Regions from separate parts of the Homo sapiens genome. Here regions 1, 2, 3, 4, 6 and 7 are each linked to region 5. The links are chromatin contacts, found by Hi-C or POLR2A ChIA-PET in ENCODE. All regions are on one chromosome and are shown on one strand. Each heading gives the region's core, a stretch centred on a gene start or an enhancer-like site at or near the end of the contact. The rest is flanking DNA. Distances are from core to core; before and after follow the strand shown. Region 1 overlaps LOC105377296 (a long non-coding RNA gene). Region 2 holds the start of HNRNPDL (heterogeneous nuclear ribonucleoprotein D like). Region 3 holds the start of CCNG2 (cyclin G2). Region 4 holds the start of THAP9-AS1 (THAP9 antisense RNA 1). Region 5 holds the start of ANTXR2 (ANTXR cell adhesion molecule 2). Region 6 holds the start of CCNI (cyclin I). Region 7 holds the start of CNOT6L (CCR4-NOT transcription complex subunit 6 like).

Region 1 (3,964 bases), core at 1,375-3,874, 2.5 Mb after region 5:
TGTTCAGCCCTGAGGTCAGAAAGTAGAACTTTGGTAGATAGTAGTCCCCCCACCTTATTCGTGGGGTGTATGTTCCAAGACTCCTAATGGATGTCTAAAACTGGGGATAATACAGAACCCTATATGTACTAGGTTTTTTTTTTCTGATACATACATACCTGCCTACAATAAAGTTTAATGTATAAATTAGGCACGGTAAGAGATTAATAGTAACAAAACAGAACAATTATAACAATATGCCAGCATCACTACTCTTGAGCTTTATGGCCATTTTTAAGTAAAGTAAGGGTGACTTGAACACAAGCACTGTGATACCGAGACAGTAGCTCTAATAACCAAGAAGGCTACTAAGTGACAAAGGGCTGGATACATAGATGGTGTGGATGTGCTGGACAAAGGGATGATTAGTGTCCCAGATGGGATGAAGCAGGATGGCATGAGATTTTACCACACAACTTAGAACAGTGCACAATTTAAAACTTATGAATTATTTCTGTAATTTTCCTTTTAATAATTTCAGACTGTGATTGGCTGTGGATAACAAACTGCGGAATGCGAAACTGTTGATAAGGGTGGACTACTGTAACTCTGGACAATTTCCTCAACTCTGCCCAATATCAAAGGAAGGCTCTTGTAAGCATTTCTATAAATTGCAAAAGGTATATGTTCTATAAGCCTTTCCAACCACATCGGCCTAAAATAGAAATCTAGACAGAGTGAAAATAGAAGTGGCTAAGAGGAAACTGCTTCAACCATGGGGGTAATTTTCATTTCTGGTAGTCATAAAAGGAAATTTTCTATCCTAGTCTTCCTGAGTTTGATTCACCTCCATTACTACATGTAGTGGTTTTAATAGTAGTGAGCAGTGATTGCTATGGGAGAGTTCAGCTTTGTTCTCGTTTATCTATGCTTGAGAAGGGAGGGTTGGAAGTGGTCAGAGCCCAAGAAATTAATCCAGGAAAAGAACCAGAGAAAGAGGATCTGTGAGATGGATCAAGAGAATGAAGATAGAGCCAGATTCATGTCTCAGGCTAGAGAGAACTGAGTATCCAAAAGACAGAATATTAGCTAGGTAGGTAGTTGTGGAGAGAAGCTCCACTGTTGACAAATACACATGCCAAGGACAAATAAGAAAAAATTACATATTTAAAAATAATTCTTCTGCTGTGCTCTCTTAGCAGGCTCCAAGCATTGTCAGTGATGTGCTACAAAGAGGAACAACTAAGCTGACACAGATATGAAGGCAGCAATGACACTGAACTGCCAGAATAGTGATCCTCAAAGGTGGACAGGTGTCACACCTGAATCCCTGGGGGTCAGGACCAATCAACTTCCCCGCCTACCCCAACCGTGGCCACTCTTTCTAGTCATAGTTTATCTTATGCCTCAGGGGCAGTAATGGGGTTAAGAAATGGTAGAAAGTATGTACCCAAATTCTCAATCACATTTGATTGTTCACTAGAACTTTTTCTAAGAAGACTAAATGGTGAGAACGGGGGGATGGCCCTCCAGGAAAATTCAGGTAGGTGTCATAATATTTAATGAAAGAGGCATTTCCTTTTTTAATCCTTTGTAGGGTCAGAAAAGAAAAAAATTCAAGATATGCAAAGGAAGCCAGATCAAAATCCCCTTGGCCATGGATACTGGTGCCCTACATCAGCACCCTTCAAGAGTGTGGATGAGGCTGAGTAGGTGGGAACCTGCATCCCTTGAAAGAAGCAGGCAAGGACAGGGTAGTGACAAGTGCTGGTCACTTGTGAGGGCTGCCTCCCCATCCAGTTCCCTCTGCAGCCAGGAGCAGGAGTTGTTTCTGGCTCAAGCCAGCCCCCATGGCCGCCATTCCCTTATATGACCCTGCTTCGCAGGGTAACGTACCAGACAGTTTCACGCTCGTTATCCTTGCAACGGATTACTCGGTGAGGAGCATCAGAGAACTGAAAAGACAGACTGACTTCGACTTGAATCCTGGCTCTTCCTCTTACTAGTTTCATGGCCTTGGGTATGTTACTTGTTTTCCTGGAGCTTTGTTTTAATAATCTTTGAAATGGTAGTCAATGGAGAATTAAATGAGATAAAACAGGTAAAATATTTGGTACTGTACCTGGCATACAGTGGAAGTTGAATCATGATGAATATCAGTTTTTGTGAAGGATCCAATTAAGCAATTCTGTCTCTCCCTCCTATGAGCCACCATTGTACCAAGTACCACCTCCAGTATTGTATCTACCCCTAAGGATCACCATTGTTTATTTTTGCACGTGTCTCCTTAGCTGGACTGTGAGCTTCCTGCAGAAAGAGAGCAAACCTTACAGCTTCGTATTCCTTAAACTGTAACCAGCACATAGTATATAACCAGTGAAAGTTCGTCATATCCCCCTGGCTCCTCTGCTGACTGAATGCACAAGTGAATGAACAAAGGGGATGGTGGTGGGGAGAAATGAAACTAGAGATCTTCAGTTAACCAAAGGGAATGTTCCAACAGAGCCCACTTTTCTTGTTTTGACTGGTTCGGCAAGTAAGACATCAGACTTACCGGATATTGTTCAGAGCACTGTTGACTAACTTGTTGACAAGGGATGTCTGGGCTGCATTATAGCCAGACAGGGAAGGCTGTTCAAGTTTCAATACTAGGTTCCTGAGTTAGGAGTGACTAAGCAGCAGCCGCCCCATACTGCCAAGCTACCGTGTGGTTTCACACCATCTGTCACTTGCTGAAGAGGACGGAGTCCCCCCTAGAACTTCCCTTATTTCACTACCACCTACTGCAGCTGGGTCTGCAGTTTGTAGGCAGGAGATGTGGGGGTCAAACTATACTTCATTTGTGCCCAATTTTCAATTGCTATCTAGACTCTTTTCCTCTCTGGACTTTAACCTTTGCTATAAAATTTCCCTAGAGCTTCAAAATTGTACCCCGAAGTGCCCCTGACTAACATCAAGCATATATGAAGATAATGTCTCAGTACTCTATTTACAGATGGAAAAATGAGTTATTCCACTGAAGCCAGGAAAATCCATGCTGGCACCCTAGCAGTCCATCAGAAAGTCGTTATTTCTCCACTGTCAGAGATCCTGTCCTGAATATGCAGCCTAGCACAGCATGTTATGGAGGTAATACCCATGTCCTTTGCCCAAGGCGCTTGCTCTTACTTGTCCTCGTGGGCACAGTGGAATTCTAAATCATCGATGCATACTGCCTGTTTTGTTAGGTCCCTTTAAGTTCATATTCAGCTGACCTGGCAAGAGATATGCAGTAAACTTTGCTCAAAAACGTTAGGACCGGAGATATAGCAAACTTCAGCAAAGATGGAAAGAACCATCCTGCCAACATACCGATTTTAAGAACAGCACTCTCTCACCAAATTCAATTATCTTGTTACTCAAAAATATTTTTTACATGTGATTTCATTGTGTCCCTTTGAGAACAGGGAGAACAAGTAGCTTATCTAGGATGGCATTGGTCCAGGCCTCTTATTCACAAAATATGTCAAATTTAGACTTTCACCTTAACTTCAAACGAGGTTATGCATATGGTCACTGAGATTCAGGATAAATGTGAAAAGGACTTTTTTCTCATGCAACTATACAATTACCCCATTATAAAACTGCACAGCCTGAATTAATTTTTACAAGTCATCACACAATTATGTTGCATTGTTTATAGTGTTTCACAAGTGTTAATTTATTAAATGTAAACACTCAAAATATACTATATTTTTGCAAGCCTGTTTTGACAGTTCCTCAATCAATGTACTGGGGCTCAACCTCTGGGAAGTGCTAGGTCTGAATTATCTTTGTGATGGTAAATTCCAAGTCCACAGGAGAACCAGCAAGTGTAGATTTCATCCCTCATGATGAGGCCTGCCGCGTGCCCTATGGAAGCAGAAAGATGATCACTCAGCTGCTTTGGGGCCTATTATAGCTTCTCAAATATTTTGAAGTACCCAAAGCATAGATAACCAGGTGT
Region 2 (3,706 bases), core at 495-2,994, 2.4 Mb before region 5:
AAGAAACTCATTCAGGCCAGGCGCCTTGGCTCATGCCTGTAATCTCAGCACTTTGGGAGGCCAAGAATTCCAGACTAGCCTGGGCAATATGGCGAAACCCCGTCTCTACAAAAAATACAAAAATTAGCCAGGCATGGTGGCTCTCCCTTCAGTCCCAACTACTCGAGAGGCTGGGGCAGGAGGATGCCTTAAGCCCAAGGAGGTAGAGGCTGCAGTGAGCTGTGATTGCACCACTCCACTCCACTCCAGCCTGGGAACAGAGTGAGACTCTCAAAGAAAAAAAAAAAAAAGCCTTATTCACAGATAATTTTTTTTAAAAATGGAAACTAAAATAGAATTTAAAACCCAAGCTGCTCAGTTTCTTGGAAGATGGATTTTTCCTACTTGGTAATATACTTTGTATATCTCGACTATTATTGTGCATGCAAGCACCTCTAAGAAGTACTTGTATCTGCAATGAATTCTTAAACCTCAGGGAGCCAAATAAAAAGACAAGGCCCGAGGAATTCTTTCAAAAATTAAAGTAACATTTCATATTTGCTTATTCTAACAGACAAAGAATAAAGAAGGAATCCGCTAAGTTGCAAGCTGAGGTGCAGACAAGTGCTGGTTCACAGTGACATCCTAGAAGGAATGCTCTGGATAAGAGCTTCAAGCTTCTGTGGTTTTCTGAGGAAAGTGAACGGAATCTAGACGTGTCCTATAGCTCAAAAAATCAGCGCTATGGACCACAGCGCCTAACAGAGTAAAATAATACACTGTGCAGTTTGGCCACTAACAGCAAGAGTGGGAAGGGGCGAAGAGGAACCTTGATTGCCCGACACCAGGGCCACCTGAAAAGTCATCTTGACACTTCAGTCTTTCCATTTTGAGATCGGAAGCTTTAAGGACCATTAAATCGCTGCCGCTGCCACACCAGGCCCGACGGAGCAGAAAGGCTGCGCTCACCTGCGGAAGCGACCGGGTGCACACCTGCCGGGTGGCGAGGCCCGCACCGTCACACCCCGCCCCGGCTTACCTGCCCTTCGGTGATTTTTAGCGTCAACTTCCATCCCTTCCCACCCATCTGGATCCAACCAAGCGCAAGGGCGGGGGAGGGAGAAGCTAGTGTCGCGAGGAAAAGCATCCCCGCAACCCACCGCAGGCTTTCTCTCCTTCCTCCCCATTCCACACAAGAGGCAGCCACACCGCCTCTCCTAACCCTCGTCTCCAATGCAAGGCCTGAAATACTTAGAAAAAATAATAACTGTTTTTAAGGAAAAGTAACATCCCCGCTCCCTTCCGCCCCTCACCTTCACGAAAGCAATCGGGGTTGTGGTACCTTCGATATCTAACAGGATCACGGTGACTTCGGCGGGGACCGAAAGCACGACCATTTCCCTACCGGATGCTACGGGACTCGGCCTGCTGTTGGGGAGGGCGGAGGGCGGCGCCGGCTGCGGCTGCGGCCCCCGGTACCGTCTTGGGCTTCCGGCGGCCCCGCGCGATCTCGGAGCCAGCGACCAAGTGCAGCCCGCCGCGCGTGGGGAGAGGACACTTCTGCACACCTGGAACTGGAAAAGGCGGCCGCCCAGGAGCCCTGAACTCGTGAGCAGGACGGGGCAGGAGCCCGAGACCACGTGGGCAGGAAAAGGGGCGGCCCTTGACGGGTTCGGCGGGGCGGGGAGGGTGAAGGCGCCAGCGCCGATTGGCCGCCGTCAGGCCTCGAACTGGATCCGTCAAAATGGGCCTCGCGTGGGCGGGAACAAAGAAGCGAACGCGGGAGCAGGGTGCGCGAGAGCGCGCCCTCCGCAGACAGGTTGAGCGAGCGGGAGAGGCCCGGGGCACGTGCAGAAAGGAGCCCCGCGAGTGGCGCGCCGGGGATGTGAGTGCCCCTTGCCCTCTACTGAATCCAGCCCCCTCCCCGCCCACCGCCTCCGCCTTTGCATAGATACAGTCATCTGGCCAGCCCCCGCCCCTCCTCCCGGCGTCAGCCCGCCAGAGGCCGCGCGGGGCCCGGGCTTCGGCCGATCAGCCCGGGAGGCCCCGCCGCGCCCCCTTGGCCCGCGCGCCCGTGGTCACAGTGGAAGAGGCGCCCGCGCTGCGCTGCCCGGAGGAGCCGTCGCGCGCCCGCTTCCTGTTCGGCTGGTTCCTGCCAGCTCGAGGACAAAACACGCGTGCGCGCGGCGGGCGAGCGCGCTCGCCGCCTCAGTCGCCAGCGCCGGGCGCAGTCCGCCTTTTTCCGGAGCAGACTGGCCGCGGTGCTAGTCGGTAGCAGCGGCCGCCGCAGCGGCTCCGCACTGGCGAACCGAGGGCAGAAAAAGGCGGGGTTGACGGCTTTTTGGTAGGAGTGGGCTGGACCGGACGCCAGAGACAAAGGCTCCCAAGGCAAGAGGGACTGTGGCCCTGCGTCGGCTCTGCTCGGGACTGCTGACCCCAGGAATTTACGCCCCTTCGTTTTTCTCTTCTGATTCTTCTCTTCTCCCAAGCCCGCGTCCCCTCACGCGTGGCCTCTCTCCTTGCCGGGAGGGCCGCGATGGAGGTCCCGCCCAGGCTTTCCCATGTGCCGCCGCCATTGTTCCCCTCCGCTCCCGCTACTTTAGCCTCCCGCAGCCTCTCCCATTGGCGGCCGCGGCCGCCGCGGCAGCTAGCCCCGCTCCTCCCTTCGCTCGCTCCCAGCTCCGCCCGGCAGGGGGCGCGCCGGGCCCAGCGCCACGTCACCGCCCAGCAGCCCTCCCGATTGGCGGGCGGGGCGGCTATAAAGGGAGGGCGCAGGCGGCGCCCGGATCTCTTCCGCCGCCATTTTAAATCCAGCTCCATACAACGCTCCGCCGCCGCTGCTGCCGCGACCCGGACTGCGCGCCAGCACCCCCCTGCCGACAGCTCCGTCACTATGGAGGATATGAACGAGTACAGCAATATAGAGGAATTCGCAGAGGGATCCAAGATCAACGCGAGCAAGAATCAGCAGGATGACGGGTACCGCACGCTTCTTCCCCCGCTCCCCCTCCCCCAGCGCGCCGCACGCGCCCTTCGTTCCTCGTGAGCCGCGCGCTGCCCCCATTCTTTCTCAGAGTCGATTCCCCGCGTGCCTTCTGGGCCCCACTAGATTGGAGGGAAGAGGAAAGTAAGAGATCGAGGGGGTGACTGGAGAGACCCGGGAAGAGTGGGGGAAGGGCGGAGGGGTTGGAGGAGGAGGGCGGCGGCGTCTGTGTCCCGAGCGCGCAGGCGCCGCGTGGGACCCGGGGGGGAGGGGCCGGCCTCCCAGCGCTGCACGCTGCAGCTGCCGCCGCCTCTTCATTGTGTCTCTGTTACCACTCGGCGCGGTTTTCCTGGGAAGAGTTTTAGAGGACTGAGTTGGGGCACAAGCAGGCGACTGGTACCCAGATTCACAAAACGTGTTATGATTGATGAGTTCTCTGGGTGGAACGTTGGCTTGACAGCTGAGAACGAAGATGGACCTAAGTAAGATAAGATGTGAGGGATTCATCTAGGAAGTTGTGCCTTCTACCTAAAGGAATCTGGGCAGAACCTTTACTGTATTTTATTGGTCTCTTTTGAGCTTTGCTTTATGTAGTGCGGACAGTGAGCTGTCCGCTGGTTTGAGTAACTTCGTTGGGATATTGGGATTTTTGTGTGACATAGATTAAATGTAAACATGAATTAAATTGCCTACACTTAGGGGGTAAATGTCCCTGTTTTTATTTCACGATTTAATTCCAGAACT
Region 3 (3,523 bases), core at 355-2,854, 2.9 Mb after region 5:
TAAGGTTTATCTTGGTACTCCAGAAAGAACAACTTTTAAGAAATTTTGCAGGCTTTAGTCATGATTCAACGGGGGCGGGGGGGTTACCTCCTCCAAGCCCCATCAGCTGCTTGAGCAAGTTATCTTTTCTGCCAACTTACCTCCGGGGTAGCCTCAATCAAACTCAGCCCTTTTTCTCGAGGTTGGAATCTCTCTTCTTGTTCCAGGTAGACGTTCAACAACCCGAGAAGTTGGACCCCTTCATGACCTGCCAAGTGCTCTGCCCCCAAATCCTTCATCTGCAGTAAAGACACCACACAGAGAATGTAATCTGGGGGTAAGAGGGGTGGGGAAGCGGGAGAAAGGGCTGAGGCCAGTACCTCCAGCAAGGGTCGCCCCAGCACACCCCGACAAGGAGCGGGTGAAGGGACCAGTCACGTCCGCCAGAGCCCCAGGGCAATCCCCACCACGGCCAGGGAGGTGTGGCAGGGGGAGGAGCCGTGGTCAGGTCCGCCGGCCAGCGCTGGGTAAGACCGGCCAGCCCTGGCCTCTTGGCGTTTCACAAACAGGAAACTGTCCGCGGGCGCCGGCGTCCCCTCGGTCTGCCCCACCTGAAGTCGCGCCAGGGAGGGCCTTCTGCCCAGGGGACTGCAGTGTGGCGAGCGACTGCAGCGGGTCCCGGGGATGGGGTGTTGCACAATAGGGGGGAGGGGAGGGAGAGTCTCGCGACTGAACAAAGAAGCGGAGGGAGGAGACTCCCGAGCCCCGCCCGCCCGGGGCGCCCAGCTGCAGAAGCCCCTCTCGGAGAGTCCCGCCCCCAGCTTTTCCCGTCCGCTGCTGCAGCGCCGATTCCGGACTTACCCGAGAGGCGGATACCCCCGTCCCAGGAGCCCTGGGGTGGCGCGGCACACCCGGCTACGGTCCGGGGAGAGAAGTCCAGTCCAGCCCGCCCGCCCCGCGCCCGTAGGGACAACACCCGTCCACCCACTGATGCCGGGGCCCCACAACTCTGCAGAGCCCCGGGGCTGTCAATTCGAGAAGCACCACGCCAGCAAGTCCCCGTGACAACACGAGCGGGGGCGGGGGGCACCGAGGCGGAGACTGCCCTTAACCTAGTCGCAACCTCCTTCCACCCCACGAGCATCTATCTGTCCATCGCGGGCGCCAGCTCCCCCCGGGGCTGGGGCTGAGGGCAGCACCCTGGTCGCTCCAGCGGATGAGGAGCAGGCAGCACCGAGGCACTCGCATGGTACCAACCTCCTCAAAGCCCACAGTCCCCACCACGAACAAAGAAACCCACGGCGGCCCTGGGCGGGTCCACTCACCGTGCCGGAGACGCGCCTCCACCCGCCCGCGGCCTCGCGGTCCGCACGGACTGGGCGCAGCGGGGGCTTCCAAACCTGTCTCGCAGGTCGGGGACCCACCGCCTCAGCGGTGCCCCCGGTCCGGCATCCGACCCTTCCTCCCAGGCACCGCCGCCTCGGCCTCACAGCCCCGGCTCCATCCCGCTCCCCGCGCGCCCACCCTCCGCCGCGGCGCAACGCCGGCCGCGGAAGACCAGCCCACCGCCGCACCCCCGCCGCCTCAGCGGAAACCTCCCCGAGCCCCTTGTTTTTGTTAAGAGTTTCGACGCCCCCAAGGGGGCGGGGCACGTGACTCCCCGCGGAGGGATCCTGCACTTCCTCCACGGACTTTAAAAAAGAGTCCCGCCCCTAAGCTGCCGTCTCGAGCCTCTCTCGCGGCCTCCCTAGCTCTCCTTGGCTTTGCCGAGCCAGTCCTCCCGCCTGGCGCTAGGGCGGAGAGCGGAATCTGGGCGTCGGGCTTATTCCGCGATTGATCTGCGTTGGGGAACGGGGGAAGACAGAGGGGCGGAAGGAGATCGTTTCTGGTCTCATTACGCCTTTTAAAGGTCCCCGATTTGTTTTGTTTTCGCTGTTTTGAAAAGTCCGCCCAAAGTAGCCGGCTCTCTGATTGGATGCGGGTGGGGCGATGGGCATGCTGAGGACCTGATTCACCCTCGAATCTGGATTGGCTAACTTATCAGTCTTGGAGCCCTCTGATTGGCTTTCTCCGTAGCCTGAGCCTCTCTCTGCCTTGGGGCCTTAGCAACTCCAGGGTCTGGATTGCGCATGCCTGGGTGTGCAGCGGAGAAGGTATTCAGTTACCTGCCCTGCGGGGCTGTGCCTTCTCGCCTGGCTGCCTCCGCCTTTCTTGGGGGAATGTCACGCTCGCGGCGCTTCTCCTAACAGCTAACCTTTGTGACAGCCTTTTCAGCCACGGGAGAGTTTTCTACATTCCTTCTTTATTTTGTCTTGGCGTTCCATTTTGCAATAACCCACCAAATTATTATAACATTGTCGGGGCGTTTACTAAAATATTCAATAAATGCTACAAGTTTGGGTATTTGCTTTAAAATTTTACAGTCCAAGAGAAAAAAAAATGGAGAAGAGAGGTGAAATAAGATAGGCAAAAAGTTGAGGGTCGAAGCTGGGTGATGGGTACTCGAGGCTGCATTACAGTATTCTTTCTAGTTCTGTGTCTTGGAATTTTTCCATAATTTAAAAAAATTCAGGAGGGACTGAAGGAGGGGCTTTTCAATAAAAACTTAGCACGCTGATGAGGGTACGTAAACATCTAATAATTACGGCGTACCTCCAGAGGTTGTAGTGCTGTTGTTTTAATGAAGACTCCCAGAGCTTCTTGGTCCTTGGTAACCCATAAATTATCATTTATTGTTCATTATAATTAGCGTTGTTATTATAGGCGACACGTCTCCCAGGACGGGACAAAAAGCAAACAAACCAGGTGCCTTAGGCCAGAGACACTTTCACACGGAATATCAATGGGGCATGTGGTTGACTGCCCTGGAACATTTATTTGTTTACTCTCTCCCTCCTAAATTAGAAAATACCATATTCGTGAGTTCTAATCTACATAATCAGATAGTCCCTGGGAAGAGATTTCTCCTTTCTGTTCTTCTATGTGTTTTCTGTGAATTATTTTGTTACTTGTGAAATATGGGAAGGCACACAACATAGCTTTGGCAGCGCTCTTCTTTGCGGAGCAGCTAAGGAATTTTAAAACTAGGTCCCTTTGCATATTAGCTCGGACTAAACACAGGCATCTGTTTGGAGCACAGAGCAACTGGGGGAAGGCAGCCCAAAAAGCTAACACTTATTTCAGAGAGGTGTGAGCTTGGTGAGGGTTTTGGAAAATAAGATAAAATTAGCACACCAGTTTTAAATGATTTACAGGCTACATAATTTTATCCAATGCTTGTTTTATCTTTTAAACATTAAGTGATAACTTTTATTTGACATAATCATCTTGCTGGAAATCTATGCTGATAAACATAATAGGAGCATGAAACTAACTTAGAGACTAGAGCTAAGATTAAAATTACAGAGATGACAGCTCATTGTACAGAGCATCAATAGGCTGAGTGGACAGGGCCCACAGACAGAAAGCAGCTCGACCAACTATCCACCATCAGAGAAATGAAGAGTTTGTGATCAAAGCATGAAGGAGACTGGGGATGTTTTTT
Region 4 (3,618 bases), core at 1-2,500, 2.8 Mb before region 5:
CTGCTCTCCAGCCTGGGCGACAAAGTGAGACCCCGTCTCCAAAAAAAAAAAAAAAAAAAAGAAGGAAAATGTTGGGAAATATTGTAATCTAACTAGCATAACTAGTTTTGAGTTCTGGAAAAAATTAATTTGGTAATAATACCATTTTTAAAGCATTTACCTTGTGCGTTACATATGCTATAAAGTCTTACGTTTTAGTTTTACAAAATTCTACAAGGCAGGTTTTTATTCCTCTTACAGAAGAAGAAACCAAGACCCAGAGCCAAGTACAGACATCAGTAAATACTCAATTAAAATTGGAATTCATGTCTCCCTAGTTTAAAACTACCTCTATCACAAGAAAAATCCCAAATCAATTATGGTCTCACATACACAATGAGTTGGTTCACACTGCTAACAATTTAGGTGGAGGAATCAGCCCTATTTAAAAAATAGAAAACAAAAAAAAAAAAAAATCAATGAATTTTATACATAGCCTACCATACATACTCTAAACTCCTTAACCTGGCATTTACATTTTTAAAATGGTTTCTCAGGTACTTTTCCACTCCTCTATATTTGCACTTTCTATCCTTTACATTTTCCCATGCCATTCCTAACTACCCTCTTCCTACCCCCCCTTTCCAACCATAAAGTTCTTTTTGATCTTTCCATAAATCTGCTCCTTTTGTCTGTGAGGATCTATTTTACCCACTTTTCTACTTGCTAGTGTACCCTGAATACTGAATGACCTATACCAGTCTGAACCATGGATATGAGTTCAGATAAGACTGATCTGAAATTCTTCCCCACTGTCGAGCCAAATGAAACTTCCCTGCCATGATCAAATCCAGCCAGAATCGGACCGGCCTTGCACAGCTCGGCTAACAGCACTTAAGAACTTGCAATGTCAGGCAGTACAGGAGAAAACTGATCTGTACTCGTGCTCAGGAAGACGCCACACACACACTTCAACCGTTGTCCTAAACTGCCTTCCCTTTCGGCCTCCTCACTTCAAATAATAAGACCATCCAATTAATGGAGGACTCCTTTCGCGTAACTCTCCTTAAAGCGGTAGGCGGTGCGAGAACCGGCTATTCAGAGGTAAACACTGGGCGGGAAGAGAGAGAATCTCAATTCTCACAGTGCCCCAATTCCGCTCCCACGCCCCGACGCTGCGCACGTCACGTCGCGTCACACACGCGGCGCGACCCACAGTGCGGCCCGGCCCCGCCCCACGCCACGCCACGGCCCGCCGGGCCCCGCAGGGAGTTCGAAGGCTTCGAGGCTGCTCCCATACGCACTGGTGGAAGGAGAGGCCGCGCTCCCGGCTGAGCACGGTGTCACGGGTGCTGCAGCCCACTGCGGAGCAACTTCGGGTCATCTTCTTGTTACGTGGGGCCCCACCTTCGGGGTTCCCGCGACAGCATGAATCACGACCACTTTAGCTCCGCCCGTTGACTCTGCGGCTACGACCTTTATTTGTCACGAAAGGCGGGCTTTAGAGGCGCGGGACTTCCACACTTCCTCTCCGAAGGCCCTGCGCCGGTGCCGTAGCCAATGACAGGCCACGTTGTGTCCCAGCAGCCAATCGGAAGGGCCTGAGCCTGAAGACGTGCATTTGACCGCTCCTCCCTCCGCGTTGGAGGCGGAATAGTGGGTTTTGCTGCAACCGGTTTATTTTCCTTCTGTTTTCACCCATTCTGGCACAATCTGGCGCCATCGTCCTTCTTGTGAGGCCAAGCCTGAAAATGCGAAGCAGAGAGGCAGGACCAAAATTGAGGCGAATCCAGGAACCTGCCAATGGGTCTCCGGGTGCGGTCTCTGAAACTGGAGGATATCGGGAGGAAAGGGTATGGAAGAGGGATAAAACACGGTGCCTTAGGTGTGTTGAAGACAGAGTCGGGCCAAAAATATATGATTTACTGAGATGCGTGTCGTGTTCTTGCGCTTTATCTTGTAGCTCTCCGATGCGGAGATAATGGGGAAGCTCTTGGCATGGTTGGCTGTAGGTATGTGATACCGGAGGAGCAGGAGTCAAATAGGATACGCCGACTTTTAATTCAAGGAACCCTTTTCTGAAACACTTTGCCACAATGAAGGAAATAAGGTAAGGTTCTTGGGGCTCCTCAGTAGTAATAGGGGCAGGGGACAAGGGGCAATTAAGTGGTTTTGGTTGGGAATGAGGCATTATGAATAGCTTTCAGGAGATAGAGCTTAGAACAATGTCTTAGTTATAAGCTCTTATGTTTGAGGAAGAGATTTCAATTTGCTTAGAGAAGGAAACGGGCCAGTGGGTTTTTGTCTCTGAGAAGGAGATCCTTAGCATACAGAAAACAGAGAAGGGTTTGCAACTTTTCCGTTTCTTTGTATAGCACACAAAAATAATTCCAAATATCCAGGCCTAACAAGATTGCTTCTTTTTCCCCTTTGTGTTTACTTTGTCCAGATTACAGCCGAAGATACATATTAAGGTATTACTTATTCACACCAGTTTTCCATTATAATATGCTTGTATCTTCTCTGAATGGAATTAATAGCTTTTGGTTATGGTTCCTTAAAAGTCACATGGCCTAAGGATAGATGGTCAAGGAACTTTGGAAAAATTGGTCCCTGGGGGATGTGCAGGGCAAATACTTTTTGGCTGTAAGGTGTGTGCAGAGAGTAAGAACTGGATTTAAATACTGTAAGTTGGTTGGGCTGTTAGAGCCTTTTCCTGCTCAACCAATTAAGACCCGAGTGAGGCTGAATAAAAATAACATTGTTTTTAGCTATCTTTAAGGAAAAAATTAGTTGCCTTATATTTTTGTAACAGTTTTACTCAGATATAATTCTCATACCACACAACTAATTGGTTTAAAGTGTACAATTCAGTGGGTTTTAGTATATGCACAGAATTGTGGAACAGTCACAATCAATATTAGAACATTTTCATCACTCCAGAAAGAAACCTCATTCTTACTAGCAGCACCTCCAAATATTCCCCCACCCCGCTCAGCAAACACTAATTTAGTTTCCGTGTGCCTCTGCCTGCTCTGTACACTTCATGTAAGTGGAATTATGAACTAATATATGGTCTTTGTGACTGGCTTCTTTCACTTGGAATGTTTTCAGAGTTCATCCATCTTATAGCACGTATCAGTACTTTATTTTTTATTGCTGAATCGTACTCCATTTTATGGATGTAGCAGATTTTGTTTATCCGTTCAACAGTTGGTGGACATTTGGGTTTTCCAATTTTTTTTTTTACTATTATGAACATTTGTGTACAAGTTTTTGTGTGGACAAATGTTTTCATTTTCCTGATTACACACCTAAGAGTGGAATTGGTGAGTCATAAGATAACTGTGTTTAGCTTCTTGAGGAAGTGCCAGATTATTTTCCCTAGTGGCTGCACCATTTTACATTCCCACCAGCAGTGGATGAGGCTGCCAGTTTCTCCACATTTTTGTGCATGTGAAGTGGCTGTCTCATCGTGGTGTTTGCCTTTTCTTAAGGACTCAAAAGTTTGCAGATACAGGCATTCACTTGCCATTTTCTTAAGGTAGAGTTGAAAGTACTGCTGCCAGTTCATCATCTGAAATGAGGGCTGTTTTCTTTCCTGTTTAATTGGATTGCAACTATTTGCCTTTCCTAAAG
Region 5 (3,527 bases), core at 582-3,081:
TAAGTCTCCACCTCAAAGTGAACATGAGACATATGCAACTTGCATGTTTGCTTACTATTCATGTTTGCTTACTAAACATGCATGTTGCATATGTCCCATGTTCACTTTGATGTGGAAACTTAACCCACCTGCTTCAGAAATATGCATAGTTCATGTACCCCTTGCTTCAGAAATATTCATAGTTCCTCCTATAACCTGTTGAATATGTATACTTGGCCAACTCATTTAGCATAAATTCCTGTTCCACCCTTTCCTCCCTCAAAGTGCCTGCTTTTTGTCTCTGCCAGAGGCTACACTTCCCAGCCTGTCAAGATGTCCAGCCTGCAGCTGTAACCCTTTATAAGAAATGAAGTTCTCCTTTCCAAATTTATGAACCTCAGGATTGTTTGTCAACATGTTGCTACTGCAATAGTCTCCTAACTGCTCTCCCTGTTGTCACTGTTGCTAACTCCAAATTCATTGTCTCATTGCAGCCAGAATGATCTTTGAAAAACACAGATCATATCAATTCATCTGCCACTCCACTCCTGGGCTTAAACCCCTCTAATAACCTCCTGTCACACTCAATATTAAATATCTGAATTCCTTATCTCAGTAAACAAAGCATCACATAATCTGGCCCTTGCCTATTTGTCTTACATCATCTTACCTGCAAAGCTCCAGCTACACAGTTTTTTTTTTTTCTTTTTTGAATATGCTAAGCTAATGTCTATGGACCTTTGCAGTAACTCCAAATGTTTCCCCTTAGAGCTCTTGGAATGACTGGGTCTTTTTTGTTAGTCACTGAGTCTGTCATTCTTTATCATCACAATATTTTAAATTTCTACAGGCCACCTTTCCAATATGGACATTTTTTTTCCTTGCTTATGTATTTATTTCTTATTGTCTGTTTTCACTCTTCAGCCAGACTGTCAGCTTCATGAAAGCAAGGGCTTGTTATCTTGTTCTGTGCACTAACCTCCACTTCTGGAACAGTGCCTAGCAAATAATAGGCACTCAATGAATCTTTGTTAAAGTAACTAATTTTTATCTTCAAAGAGCTGACATATCTGGTTGTATATCAAATATAATAAATGAAAAGTTAAATACATATGGCAACAAACAGAAGAGATGTATATGTAAGTACTACATAAAGCATTGATTTTGTTAAAAATGAAAAGGTATTTAGGTTCTAAAAGCCAGTTTTGACTAAGGGAGGGCGGAAGTCACGGAGGTGGGGGGAAGAGAGAGGAGGGAGAGCAGAACTAGTAGACAGAGGATTTGTGCACAAACTTGAGTGCTTGCACAAGTTTTGCAAAGGAGACCTAGCTTGCCCAAAGCTGAAATTCTCCAAAACTGGAGCTTGCAGGGAAATGACAGTGGGCTGAAATATTTTGAGGTACAACTTTCCACTCCCAAAGAGGCCTGCTATCCCCTCCCACTCCCCACTCCGGCCTTTCCTTGGCTTGGCTTTTTTTAAAGAAAAAAAAAAAAAAAACTAAGCAGGTTTCTTTAGAAGAAAAAGAGGAAGTTCATAAAGAGTGTTTGTGGTAGTAGGGGTGGGGTGGAGTGAGGAGTGAGGAGGCCGTCACCTCCCATGGAATCCTTAGTCTTGGGTTTGTGAACCACGCATGGGGGCTGTTTTAGCACAGCTGCTAAAATAGGCCAGGCCTGCAGGACATACGGGTATGTTTAGTTTCTAGATAACTTTTGTTTTTCTAAACTCCTTCTTCCCTTTCCCAAATCTGGCAAGCGTTAGTCATCTTCAACTCGGCAGGAACCCACAAGTGTGCATGTGTGGCTCGGAGGCTTCAGCTGGGGCCCCGCCCTCGTCCCCAGGCGCACACTGACACACGCAGCCCAGACCCGGCCCGAGCGGGCTCCTGCCCTCGGCGTGGCTTCTCTCCAGCCGGGAGTCCCAGGGCCAGCTAGCCTCCTCCCCTAAAGGGGACGGCCTGTCAGCGCAGTGCCAGAGTCCAGCACCGGGAGGAAAGTTTCGGAGTGCGGAGGGAGTTGGGGCCGCCGGAGGAGAAGAGTCTCCACTCCTAGTTTGTTCTGCCGTCGCCGCGTCCCAGGGACCCCTTGTCCCGAAGCGCACGGCAGCGGGGGGGACTTCAGCCCTCCAGGCGGGGTGGGTTCCAGGTCCGGGTCCGAGGCGGGCGCTGGAGGCTCGGCCCCAGGCCGGAGAGGAACTCCTTTCGCGAGCTGTCGCCGTGGGCCCGCATTGTCTGCAGGAACTCTCCGGAATCGGGAGGGGGAGGACTGGATCGCGCTTCCACTGGGATTCGTCAAGAGTTCCGGCGGCAGCTGCGGCGGTGGCGGAGACTCCCTTTGTCCTCTCAGGACCTCCCTCTCTCCCTCCCTGTCAGCTGGTGGGTCCCGCTGCCGCAGGCGCCGGCGTCTCAGCTGCTCGCCGCCCCCCACCCCAGAGTGCGTGCCGGGTGACTCCCGCCACCTTTGCGACCCTCCTGAGCTTAGGGGACTGCGAGCGGGAGGGAGTCTCAGGCCCCCGGCCGCAGGATGGTGGCGGAGCGGTCCCCGGCCCGCAGCCCCGGGAGCTGGCTGTTCCCCGGGCTGTGGCTGTTGGTGCTCAGCGGTCCCGGGGGGCTGCTGCGCGCCCAGGAGCAGCCCTCCTGCAGAAGAGCCTTTGATCTCTACTTCGTCCTGGACAAGTGAGTGTGCGAGGGAGGTCCAGGGTCTCCTGGTGAGGGCGGCACTGGATCAGCTGGGGCTGAGGCTGAGATGCGTGTGCGCACCCCGGGGAGTGGTGTTGGAAACCCGCGGAGGGGTGCCCTGTTGCTGTCTTCTTTCAAAGGGCAAGCGCGTTCGGATCTGTGTGGGCGGAGATCAGCCGGGTCGGGGGTAGTGATTGGAGCCCCGGGCTACTTGGCTCTTTGGGGAGTTGGGGTATTCACTGTTTGCCAGTCTTTTGGCCTCTTGGGAAATGGGAGTGTGGCCTCTTGCGGGCCACGCTCCATCGGCCACAGAGTCCTTACCCACCTCCTCGACCCTGCTCGTACGCAGGCTAAAGTTTGCCTGGTTTTATCCTAATCATAGCGCTTTCATTGGAGCCAGGAAAAGCCTAGGGTTAACATGCCCAATGTGGTTTGCATTTCCTGCGAAGAAAGGCTTTTGTGTTTACTCTGAAGAGCTGGGTTCCACTCTAAACAATTAGGCAGGTATTTACCCACCCCAGAAAACGGGCTGACTTCTTCTTCTTCTTTTTTTTTTTGACGGAGTCTTGCTCTGGGACTGACTTCTTTAACTCTGGGTACCACCAAAGTTTCAGCTACAGATACCCTTACTTAGCTTGAAAAAGAGGCCAGGTGCCCCTATGTTCGTGGCATTGAAGAAGGAACCATTTCAAAATGTTTACTTTTCAGTTCCGTGTTTTGTTTCTCTGATCAGTTCAATTTCATCTTTCAGGTCTGGGAGTGTGGCAAATAACTGGATTGAAATTTATAATTTCGTACAGCAACTTGCGGAGAGATTTGTGAGGTATCTTTCTTACTTTACTTTTCTAGGCAGTGGAGAAGTAGAGCAAAGTG
Region 6 (3,963 bases), core at 1,464-3,963, 3.0 Mb after region 5:
AAAAAAGTTTAAAATTCAAAATACTTCTGGTCTCAAATATTTTGGATAATACTCAACCTAAATATTCACAGTTGCGCAACCATCAACACAATCAATCTCAGAACATTTTTCTCACCTCAAAAAGAAACCTTCAAAAAATCAGTTGGGCATGGAGGCATGCGCCTGTGGTTCCAGCTACACAGGAGGCTGAGGCAGGAGGATTGCTTGATCCTGGAGGTCAAGGCTACAGTGAGTCATGTTCACACCATTGCACTCCAGCCTGCAGCCTGGGGGACAGAGCAAGGCCCTGTTTCCAAAAAAAAAAAAAAGAAAAAAAGAAAAGAAAAAAAGAAAGAAACCCCCATATCATTTAACTATCATCCCCTAATCCCATGCCTGCCCCTAGCCCTAAGCAACCACTTCCTTACTTTCTGTCTCTATATATTTGCCTATTCTGGACATTCACGTAAGTGGAATCATATAATATGTGGTCTTTTGTGACTGGCTTCTTTCATTTAGCATACTGCTTTCAAAGGTTATGCATGTTATAGCATGTATTAGTATTTTCTTTTTATGGCCCAATAAGATTCCATTGTATAGGTCGGTGTGACGGCTCATGCCTGTAATCCCATCACTTTCAGGCTAAGGAGGGAGAATTGCTAGAGGCCAGGAGTTTGAGACCAGCCTGGACAACATAGGAAGTCTCATGGCACCCCCATCTGCGCCACGGAGCCAGACCCCATCTCTTAAAAATAAAAATTTGATTGTACATAGATGTATCACATTTGATTTATACAGGCGCCAGCTGATGAACATTTAGGTTGTTTCATCTTTGGCTATTATGAATAATGCTAACGTTTGTAAAAAAGTTTTTGCATGGACAAATATTTTCCTTTCTCTTGGGTATATATTTAGGAGTGGAATTTGCATTATTCTTATTGGAGTGAAAATCAGAAGCAATTTCATGGTCTAACAATGGAATTATGTTACACTCTCAATAGTATTATGCAGAAATGCTACAGTCTCAAGAGTAACATGCAGAAAAATGGTGGCTTTTTTGAATGAAGACCATATAATAATAGGCTACATGAAGTGAAAAAAAGAAAAAAAAAGGATACAACCCACTTGAAATCCTCCTAGGGCTTCCCATTCCTTCTTCTGTTCTATGGCATCTGTCCTCTGCTTCCACATCCTGCCTCAGTTGTCTGAGGGCCAGCCACACTAGCTTTCAGAGATTTTTAGAACGTCTCAGCTTCGGAGCCTTTTCACATAACTTCCTCTGCTTGTATCATTCTTTGCCCAGTGGTTTCAAGTCTCATCTTAAATGTCACTTCTTCAGAAAAACCTTCTCTGATATCCCAAACCAGGCGGAAAGGCAAGCGTTTCCACAGCAGCCGGCGATTTTCCATCTTAACGGTTTTAATACCAGAATTGTTTACTTGGTCAAATATTGAGAGCCTTTTATACACAGGGATAGAGGGTGAAACATGCAAGATCCCTGCCGCCTGCGACCTTATATTCTAGGGAGGGGATACATGCACAAGTAAACAAGTAAATGTACTTGGTAATTTTACATAGTGATAATTAGCTCAATGGTTATCCTCTGTTTGGACTGTAAACTCCATGAAGGCAGGAGCTATGTCTGTCTTGGCTACTTCCAGTTTGCTGAGTCTGGCCACTAAATAAACTCAACACATATTTTTTCACTGACAGTTAAAATAACTATATAAAAAACAAATGGAAAAAACAAACGAGACTTCTATAAATGGTTGAGATCTAGCTCTTCCTCTTTCAAAACTCTGTAATACTACATATTTTTAAATAATTAAAACAATCAAAATAGCAAAAAGTTACCGTTTGTACTAACAGAACCCCAAATAAAACCCATTTATGTCACCACACATTCTTTAAGCACCTGGTAATAAAACCTATTCGGAAATACTCAGACGTGTTGGTTGAGTGGATAAAATCCCCTTGCCACATTGCCAAGCAGGTTCCTCGCCGTCAGCAGTATAATTTACAGTGTTTCACTGAGGCCTTAAGCACCCATGATTTGATTCTCCCTAATTTTCCGATTCCTAAAACCCTTTAGAATCTCCCTCCACCCACACAATGTGGCAGTGAGAAAAACCGCAATTCTATTTACATGTCAACGGTAAGAACACGTAATACTTTGCTAGGTCAACAAATCTGCAAGATCTCCACCCAAGAGATCAGTAGCCCCTTCCCAGTGAATCCTTCTAAGAGCCTGGGGACGAGTAGGGCTAGATAAAACCAAGCTGCTGTAAAGCTGGACCACAGGAGCGGATCGTGAAATCCCCTCCCCCAAGCGCAGCGCTCGGCCGCTTCTTTCTTCCCCAGGCGCATGCGCAGCGCACTCTCCGGCCACCGCACGCCCCCTCAGTGGGGGCCCAGAGACGCTGACGTCACCGTGCGGTCTGCAAGCAACCCTTCCGCTCCTTCAAGGAAAATGAGTCCACGGACCTTCGGCTTTTCTTAGCCACGAGAAAACGTCCTCCCTCCTTCCATCCTAGTGCCAACGACTTCCCCAGCCCGTCTCCTTTCGGCCGCACTTCTCTGTACTTTCGTTGGACCGGGAAGGCGGCGGGGAGGAACAGGAAGGGTGAAAGACCAAGTCCGCGTAGTTTACAAGGAGTGGGCGAGTCTAGGAATCGGTCCGCGAGGGCGGAGCCGAGGAAGCCGGCACTTCTTCCTCCCTTCCCCTCTCTTCCCCTCCCTCCCCAGCCTTCCCCGCGAGCGGACGCGGCAGCGCCTCTGTCTCGCTTTTTCTTATTTTTCCCCCCTTTCCCCTTTCTTTTTTTTTTTTTCTTTTCTTTTCTCCCCTCCCCCCCTTTCACCATTTCCCCTCGGAGGCGCTTTCCCCGGGCAGGGGCAGAGCCGGTCTCACCCCCCGCCTCTCCCCGGCCCCCGCCGCCCTATGGCGAGAGGGAGCCCCCTCCCAACCCGGGCTCGAGCGGCGGCGGCCTCAGGCCGGGGGTCATCATGGAACTAATTCGCTGACCGACCCAGCGGCCGCAGCCGTGCGTCCCGCTCGAGCGCCAGCGCCCGCGCCCGCGCCCCCCGATCCGCTTCCCCTTTCTCCCTCCTCAGTTGGCCGAGTCGTCCCGCGCGCACCGCCTCCGCGCGCCTATGAGAATGAGGTGGTAACGGGCCCCCGGATGACCCCGCGTCACCACTGTGAGGCCTACAGCTCTGCCGGGGAGGAGGAGGAGGAGGAAGAGGAGGAGAAGGTGAGGGGCGGGGGCGGGGGCGGGGGCTCGACGCGTCTCCGCGGCCGGCGTCGACGCGCTGGGGCCCCGCTGCTCCCCCCGCGCCGCCCCCGTGGCAGCGCCCTTGGCCGCGCGCTGCTCGCCGGAGACCCACCCTCCCGCATCCCCCAGCCCGGGGAACCTCGGGGCCGCCCTCTTCGTCCTCTCCGGCCCAGACAGACCCGTCACCTGCCCACTTGAAAACGGCACTACTGTGTTCCTTTTCGGGCCAGTTTTTCTGTCAGCGAGTAACTTTTTTTTGTGGCAGCGGCAAATTAGCTACTCTATAGTGCGTGTTGGAGGCTCTACGAGCCCGTGTTAATACACAAAGAAGGGGACACACCCCCACCCTCAGGTTGAACGATTCTCCGGGGACACCAGGAGGATTACTAACTTTGCACGGCAGACTGAATGCCAAATGAATGGGGTGAACCTCCGGTGCTGTGAAATTCGGGGGAGGGCAACGTTACCCAGGGCTTGGGGCGGGTGGGTGGGGGGAATCCGGGGGAGGTGAGATTTGAGTTGTGCTCTAAAGGCTAGATTAAATAACTGGAATTTGAAAGGAGGACAGAGGAGCCTCCGCTGGAGCTAGGGGGCTCCGTTACAGATCCTTTTGGCAGAAGTTGACAATTGGGTATCAAAACAGTGGAAGGTGTTTCGGGAGGTAGGATGGATTCAGACTCTGAAGGGGTTTGAACTAAAATGTTTATGTTTT
Region 7 (3,783 bases), core at 399-2,898, 2.3 Mb after region 5:
CAGCAGTACTCTGCCTCCACAGCCGGTGTAATTTGCTTTTTGGACTGCTGGCCCAAAAAAGCTGAAGCTGGCCCACAAAAACAAAAACAAACCCCAGAAACTTAAAGTATCACAGCCAGGTTCACCAAGTAAACACTACTATTTCTAGTTTGCATTTGGATGTTTTCATTCTGTAGATGGCATGGATAAGCTACAAACAACAAACTAAAGTCTACAACGAGAAGGGAGAATTAGAAAATAGGACCGGGTTATCGCTGAGCGTCACAGGTTCTTTTATTTACCTTTGACGATACAACTTACAGATGCTATATGTTTTTAAAAAAAATCCACCGAATATGTCAGGAAACATTTCCTTCGGTCACTTCACCTCCCCTGGCGTCTCAGCCACCTAGACCTACGCTCTGCTTCGCTGTCAGGTCGCCTCGGGCGAGGAGGGTGCAGTAAACAGCGCCCACACAAGAACCCGGGGTGAGGCGGTTTCCCGTCTCTTCGCCAAGGCTCTGTGGATGTGGGTTTCTGAAACTCTACCACTCTTCTCAGCCCCGCTCCTCGCTCAGGCCAGGAAAAAAGAGTGAGAAAACAGCCAGAGCAAAACAGAAAACCATTAAGAAGCCCGGGCCTCCGCGCGCTCACCGCGACAAAACGCGGCGCACGGGGGGCGGGGCCAAGGCGCTGCGTAGGAGCTCCGCCCCGTCACCGCCCCGCCTCCTTCCCCTCACCCCAACCCTCCGCGCCGGGGAGTGACTGACTCCCGCCAGCCCCTCCACGTCAATCAACCCTCCTCGTTCTCGCACTCTCTGCACCTTGTTATTAATCTCAATACCGATATCGCCCGGACGCCTCTCCCCCGGCCCTCGGGGGTGTGAACGTGTGTGAGCGGGAGCGAAGGCACCGAAAGCTGGCGTCTCTGTTCAACCTCGGCCCCAGCAGCACCCGGCGCAGCGGCAACCCCCGCAGCGGCGGCAGCCCCAGCACCAGGAGGCCAAGGCCAAGGCCAGGCTCTGCGTGGCTCTCGGAGCAGTAGCCGCGGCTCCGGCCCTGCGGGGGCGCAGCTTCCTTCGGCTGGGGCCTTCGCGCCGGCGGCCGCGGCCGCGGGGCCTCTCTTGCGCGCCTGGGGTCACTGTCCTCGAAGCCCGGCGGCGCGGCCCTCGTCCCCCTTCCCGACCCCCGGTCTGTCTCCTCGCTCCCTTCAGCCGCCTTCCGCGCCGCCGCCTCTGCCGTTCGTCAGGCGGCCCGGCCCGGCCCGCCCGCCCCGCATCCCCTCCGGCCGGTGCCTCTCCCCTCCGGCGGGCTGCCTGCATGTCTTTGCTGCCCTCAGCCCCGCCGCCACCGCCGCCGCCGCCTCCCCCGCCGCCGCAGCACCAGCACCAGCCGCCCCGTCGCCGCCGCCGCCGCCGCCGCCCGGACCCCGGCGCGCTGAATGCAGGTGAGGAGGGGGCGCGGGCCCCCCGAGACCCCGGGCCCGGGTTCCCTGCGCGCCCGCCCGCGAGCCCCGGTTACGGGCCCTGTGTGCCGCCGCGGCTTCCCCTCGGGGCGGGCGGGAGCGAGGCCCGCCGTGGGTGTTTGTGTTTGCGTCTGCGTCTGCGGCCGCGGCTCTGGAGGGGAAGCATCTGTGGGGGCCTGGTGCGCGCGCGCGCGCGTGTTTGTGTGTGTGTTTCCCCTGCCGCGGGGAAATGGCTGCTGTTGCTTCTGGGCCAGAGGAAGAGAATGAGGTAGAGTGTTCTTTTGCCTCCGAGTAGGACCGAGAGTGTTGGGAAGAGGAGCGCGTCCCCGGGGAAATGAGGTGGGAGAGGGACAAATGTGCGTGTGGGTGTGCGAGTTGGGACTTTGGCGGGCGGGGAGGCGGCCCGAGGACCCACGGCGAGTGGGTGTGTGTCGGGTGACTGGAGGGGGCGGCGGGGCTGACCCGCGTCTCTTCAGAGGCGGGCGAAGGTTCCGGGGTGTGTGTGTGTGTGTGTGTGTGTGTCGGGGGTGGCCCGGGGCCGGGACCCCAGAGTGGCGTGTCCCTCCCGCTTTGTGGCTGCGGCTCCCGAGCCTCGCAGGTGAGAGCTGCTCCTAGGGGGCCGGCCGGGGAGGGCTGAGTGAGTGCGGCACACGCGCGGCAGCGGGGCTGGGAGAGCTGCTGGTCGGTGCCGCGCCGCTGATCCCGGGGCCGCCGTTCCCCGGCCGCGGCAGGAAGCGCGCCGGCCTGCAGCGCGGCCTAACTGCCTGGGCGCCCGCCCACCTCCCCGGACGCCTCCCGGGACGGCGAGCCCGCGCGAGCCCACGGCGCTGCCTCGGGCCTGGGCAGGTGAGGGTCGGAGGCGGGACTCGCCGATTGCCGTCGCCGTGGCCGCCTCCGCGTCTCCTGAGAGGCGAAGGCTTATTTTGGCGTTCCAACTGCAAGCCTTCGCCCGGCCGGCTGTGGGACCCGAGGGAGGAAAGTGAATCAGAACAGTCAGTCTTGGGAATACGCGGTGTCGTGTTCCCTTCTTTTCATCCTTCCCCTAAGGCTGTGTGGAGGGACTGAGTAAATATTTTGGATTTTTGTTGCAAATACTTTGCCGTTGGTAAGATTTTTTTTTTTTTAATTAGACAAACATTTTCTTGGAAGGGCTGAGGAAGAAAGGGAAACTGGCTTTCCTGGCCTGTGGGATTGGATGGATTTTGTGCATTTGAAATTGTTTTATCCTGCCTCCTAGGGGGAGAGGCGTGTACGCGCCGCCGAGCTGAGGAGCTGGGTGAGGAAGAGGAAGTTACTGGAGCTGTCATCCTGCTTAACTCGGTCGGCTATTGAGCTTAGACTGTTTAGGTGGATTGTGTTCAGGGAGTTTAGCTGAGCCGTTTGTACACATTGGAAGCACAGTGTTACATTTTACCGTATTGCCTCTAGTTATCTTGTCAATCAAGATAGGCTCAACAAACATGTTTTCCTCAGTCTCCAAAAACTAGATCAAGCAACCTCTGTTGTCTACTCAGTATGTGCTGCTGGAAAGCTATTTTGAGAATAGCCTAAGCAAAACCCAGTTGTAAAGATAAACCTGCTGCCAATAGGTCTACAGTACATTTCAGAACCAAATACAAATGGCATTTGGATAATTATTTGCTAATGTGCTTTTCTACTCCAACCTCATTACATTTGTATGTAGTTAGATCATTTAGCTAGAACCGTGCTGTGGATAAAAGCATAATACAGTTTCGATCCTTGTAGGCCGTACTCTGTGTCATGGCCAGAGATTGCTCTTTGCACCTGGTCTCACAAAGAAATAGTGTATGCTGTTCACGGGGAAGTGGAGGGAAGAGAAGGAGGGGCGAAGAGCTGTTCTCTATTACCACTACTGGAAAAACAATTTAACATACGTAGTTAGTGGGAAAAGGACTTGTTTTACAGACTTCAGTTAGCCTCCCAGCTGTGTGATTTTTCCTTAGCTGTTTGACCTTAGGTAACATATCTATAAGCCACAGTTTTATCAGTCACAGAGAGCTAATACCTTTATAGTAAGGTCGTTTTGAGAATAGAATGAGAAAACATATGTTTGGCATGTAGTAGATGCTTAGTTAAATTTTAGTTCTGCCTCCTGCAGCCCTGACTATGGGCATTGAAGAACCTTTGCAAACACAAATATGATTAATTATTTAGAGCAATATTAAGTAACTATAACGTAAAAAAGACAATGGAATCTTTCAGAGCCCTTCAGTATACAAAAGGTATATATATAAACTTTAATGTATATAAGAAGTTTTTTTCTAATAATAAAAATAGTCATTAAAATAGCCTAGTTATTTATAAAAATAGTCATACTT

The links. A loop is a pair of places that touch in the nucleus more often than their neighbours do. ChIA-PET counts read pairs that join two places held with the same protein, here RNA polymerase II (POLR2A). Pooled maps may share reads with other maps.
Region 1: a pooled map shows a loop between it and region 5 (8-fold over the local background). The contact joins the enhancer-like site here to the promoter of ANTXR2 in region 5. A Hi-C loop is called at or near these places in 2 of 37 single-sample maps with no recorded cell type and 10 of 50 pooled maps.
Region 2: a loop to region 5 is called in a map with no recorded cell type, with 8 times the contacts of the local background. The contact joins the promoter of HNRNPDL here to the promoter of ANTXR2 in region 5. A Hi-C loop is called at or near these places in 2 of 37 single-sample maps with no recorded cell type and 6 of 50 pooled maps.
Region 3: a map of B cell shows a loop between it and region 5 (6-fold over the local background). The contact joins the promoter of CCNG2 here to the promoter of ANTXR2 in region 5. A Hi-C loop is called at or near these places in 1 of 168 maps with a recorded cell type or tissue (B cell) and 6 of 50 pooled maps. POLR2A ChIA-PET finds 5 or more read pairs at or near these places in 1 of 52 experiments (T-cell).
Region 4: a loop to region 5 is called in a map with no recorded cell type, with 6 times the contacts of the local background. The contact joins the promoter of THAP9-AS1 here to the promoter of ANTXR2 in region 5. A Hi-C loop is called at or near these places in 3 of 37 single-sample maps with no recorded cell type and 7 of 50 pooled maps.
Region 6: a loop to region 5 is called in a map of CD4-positive, alpha-beta memory T cell, with 13 times the contacts of the local background. The contact joins the promoter of CCNI here to the promoter of ANTXR2 in region 5. A Hi-C loop is called at or near these places in 2 of 168 maps with a recorded cell type or tissue (CD4-positive, alpha-beta memory T cell and naive thymus-derived CD4-positive, alpha-beta T cell) and 8 of 50 pooled maps.
Region 7: a map of B cell shows a loop between it and region 5 (4-fold over the local background). The contact joins the promoter of CNOT6L here to the promoter of ANTXR2 in region 5. A Hi-C loop is called at or near these places in 2 of 168 maps with a recorded cell type or tissue (B cell and naive thymus-derived CD4-positive, alpha-beta T cell), 1 of 37 single-sample maps with no recorded cell type and 8 of 50 pooled maps.

Annotation. Positions count from the first base shown.
Region 1 is chr4:77,585,736-77,589,699 of GRCh38, reverse strand. LOC105377296 (a long non-coding RNA gene) reads left to right here. Exons shown (of 7, transcript XR_938912.3): 3 at 521-633; 4 at 1,179-1,999; 5 at 2,975-3,108. It also overlaps a transcript of CXCL13 not described here. Among named protein-coding and RNA genes, the nearest start is that of CXCL13, 18 kb to the left of the region's middle. Within about 2 kb of position 2,624, at least 3 of the 41 ENCODE cell types and tissues checked have a DNase peak (open chromatin) inside an H3K27ac peak, as active enhancers do.
Region 2 is chr4:82,428,500-82,432,205 of GRCh38, reverse strand. HNRNPDL (heterogeneous nuclear ribonucleoprotein D like) reads left to right here and starts at 1,744. Exons shown (of 8, transcript NM_031372.4): 1 at 1,744-2,958. The coding sequence starts at 2,516. It overlaps ENOPH1 (enolase-phosphatase 1), which reads right to left and starts at 1,616. Exons shown (of 6, transcript NM_021204.5): 1 at 1,293-1,616. The coding sequence starts at 1,376. RefSeq lists enhancers at 1,026-1,125, 1,489-2,284, 2,436-2,525, 2,846-2,905, 2,285-3,080 and silencers at 1,366-1,685, 1,806-2,205, 2,576-2,815, 3,126-3,295.
Region 3 is chr4:77,155,288-77,158,810 of GRCh38, reverse strand. CCNG2 (cyclin G2) reads right to left here and starts at 1,604. Exons shown (of 8, transcript NM_004354.3): 1 at 1,305-1,604; 2 at 141-278. The coding sequence starts at 278. LOC101928864 (a long non-coding RNA gene) reads left to right here and starts at 747. Exons shown (of 2, transcript XR_244659.5): 1 at 747-3,523. RefSeq lists silencers at 1,296-1,405, 1,436-1,505, 1,926-2,045.
Region 4 is chr4:82,898,548-82,902,165 of GRCh38, reverse strand. THAP9-AS1 (THAP9 antisense RNA 1) reads left to right here and starts at 1,250. Exons shown (of 4, transcript NR_034077.1): 1 at 1,250-1,832; 2 at 1,943-2,089. It overlaps THAP9 (THAP domain containing 9), which reads right to left and starts at 1,431. Exons shown (of 5, transcript NM_024672.6): 1 at 1,284-1,431. The coding sequence starts at 1,363. It also overlaps a transcript of SEC31A not described here. RefSeq lists a silencer at 1,072-1,421 and enhancers at 947-1,466, 1,732-1,851, 1,467-1,986.
Region 5 is chr4:80,071,533-80,075,059 of GRCh38, reverse strand. It overlaps ANTXR2 (ANTXR cell adhesion molecule 2), which reads left to right and starts at 1,831. Exons shown (of 17, transcript NM_058172.6): 1 at 1,831-2,651; 2 at 3,406-3,477. The coding sequence starts at 2,500. RefSeq lists enhancers at 1,482-1,761, 2,092-2,201 and a silencer at 2,382-2,541.
Region 6 is chr4:77,074,739-77,078,701 of GRCh38, reverse strand. CCNI (cyclin I) reads left to right here and starts at 2,713. Exons shown (of 7, transcript NM_006835.3): 1 at 2,713-3,230. RefSeq lists enhancers at 1,547-2,517, 2,416-2,645 and silencers at 2,826-3,175, 3,236-3,385.
Region 7 is chr4:77,817,233-77,821,015 of GRCh38, reverse strand. It overlaps CNOT6L (CCR4-NOT transcription complex subunit 6 like), which reads left to right and starts at 1,648. Exons shown (of 12, transcript NM_144571.3): 1 at 1,648-1,712. The coding sequence starts at 1,708. RefSeq lists silencers at 602-751, 1,012-1,171, 1,212-1,311, 1,802-1,871, 1,952-2,351.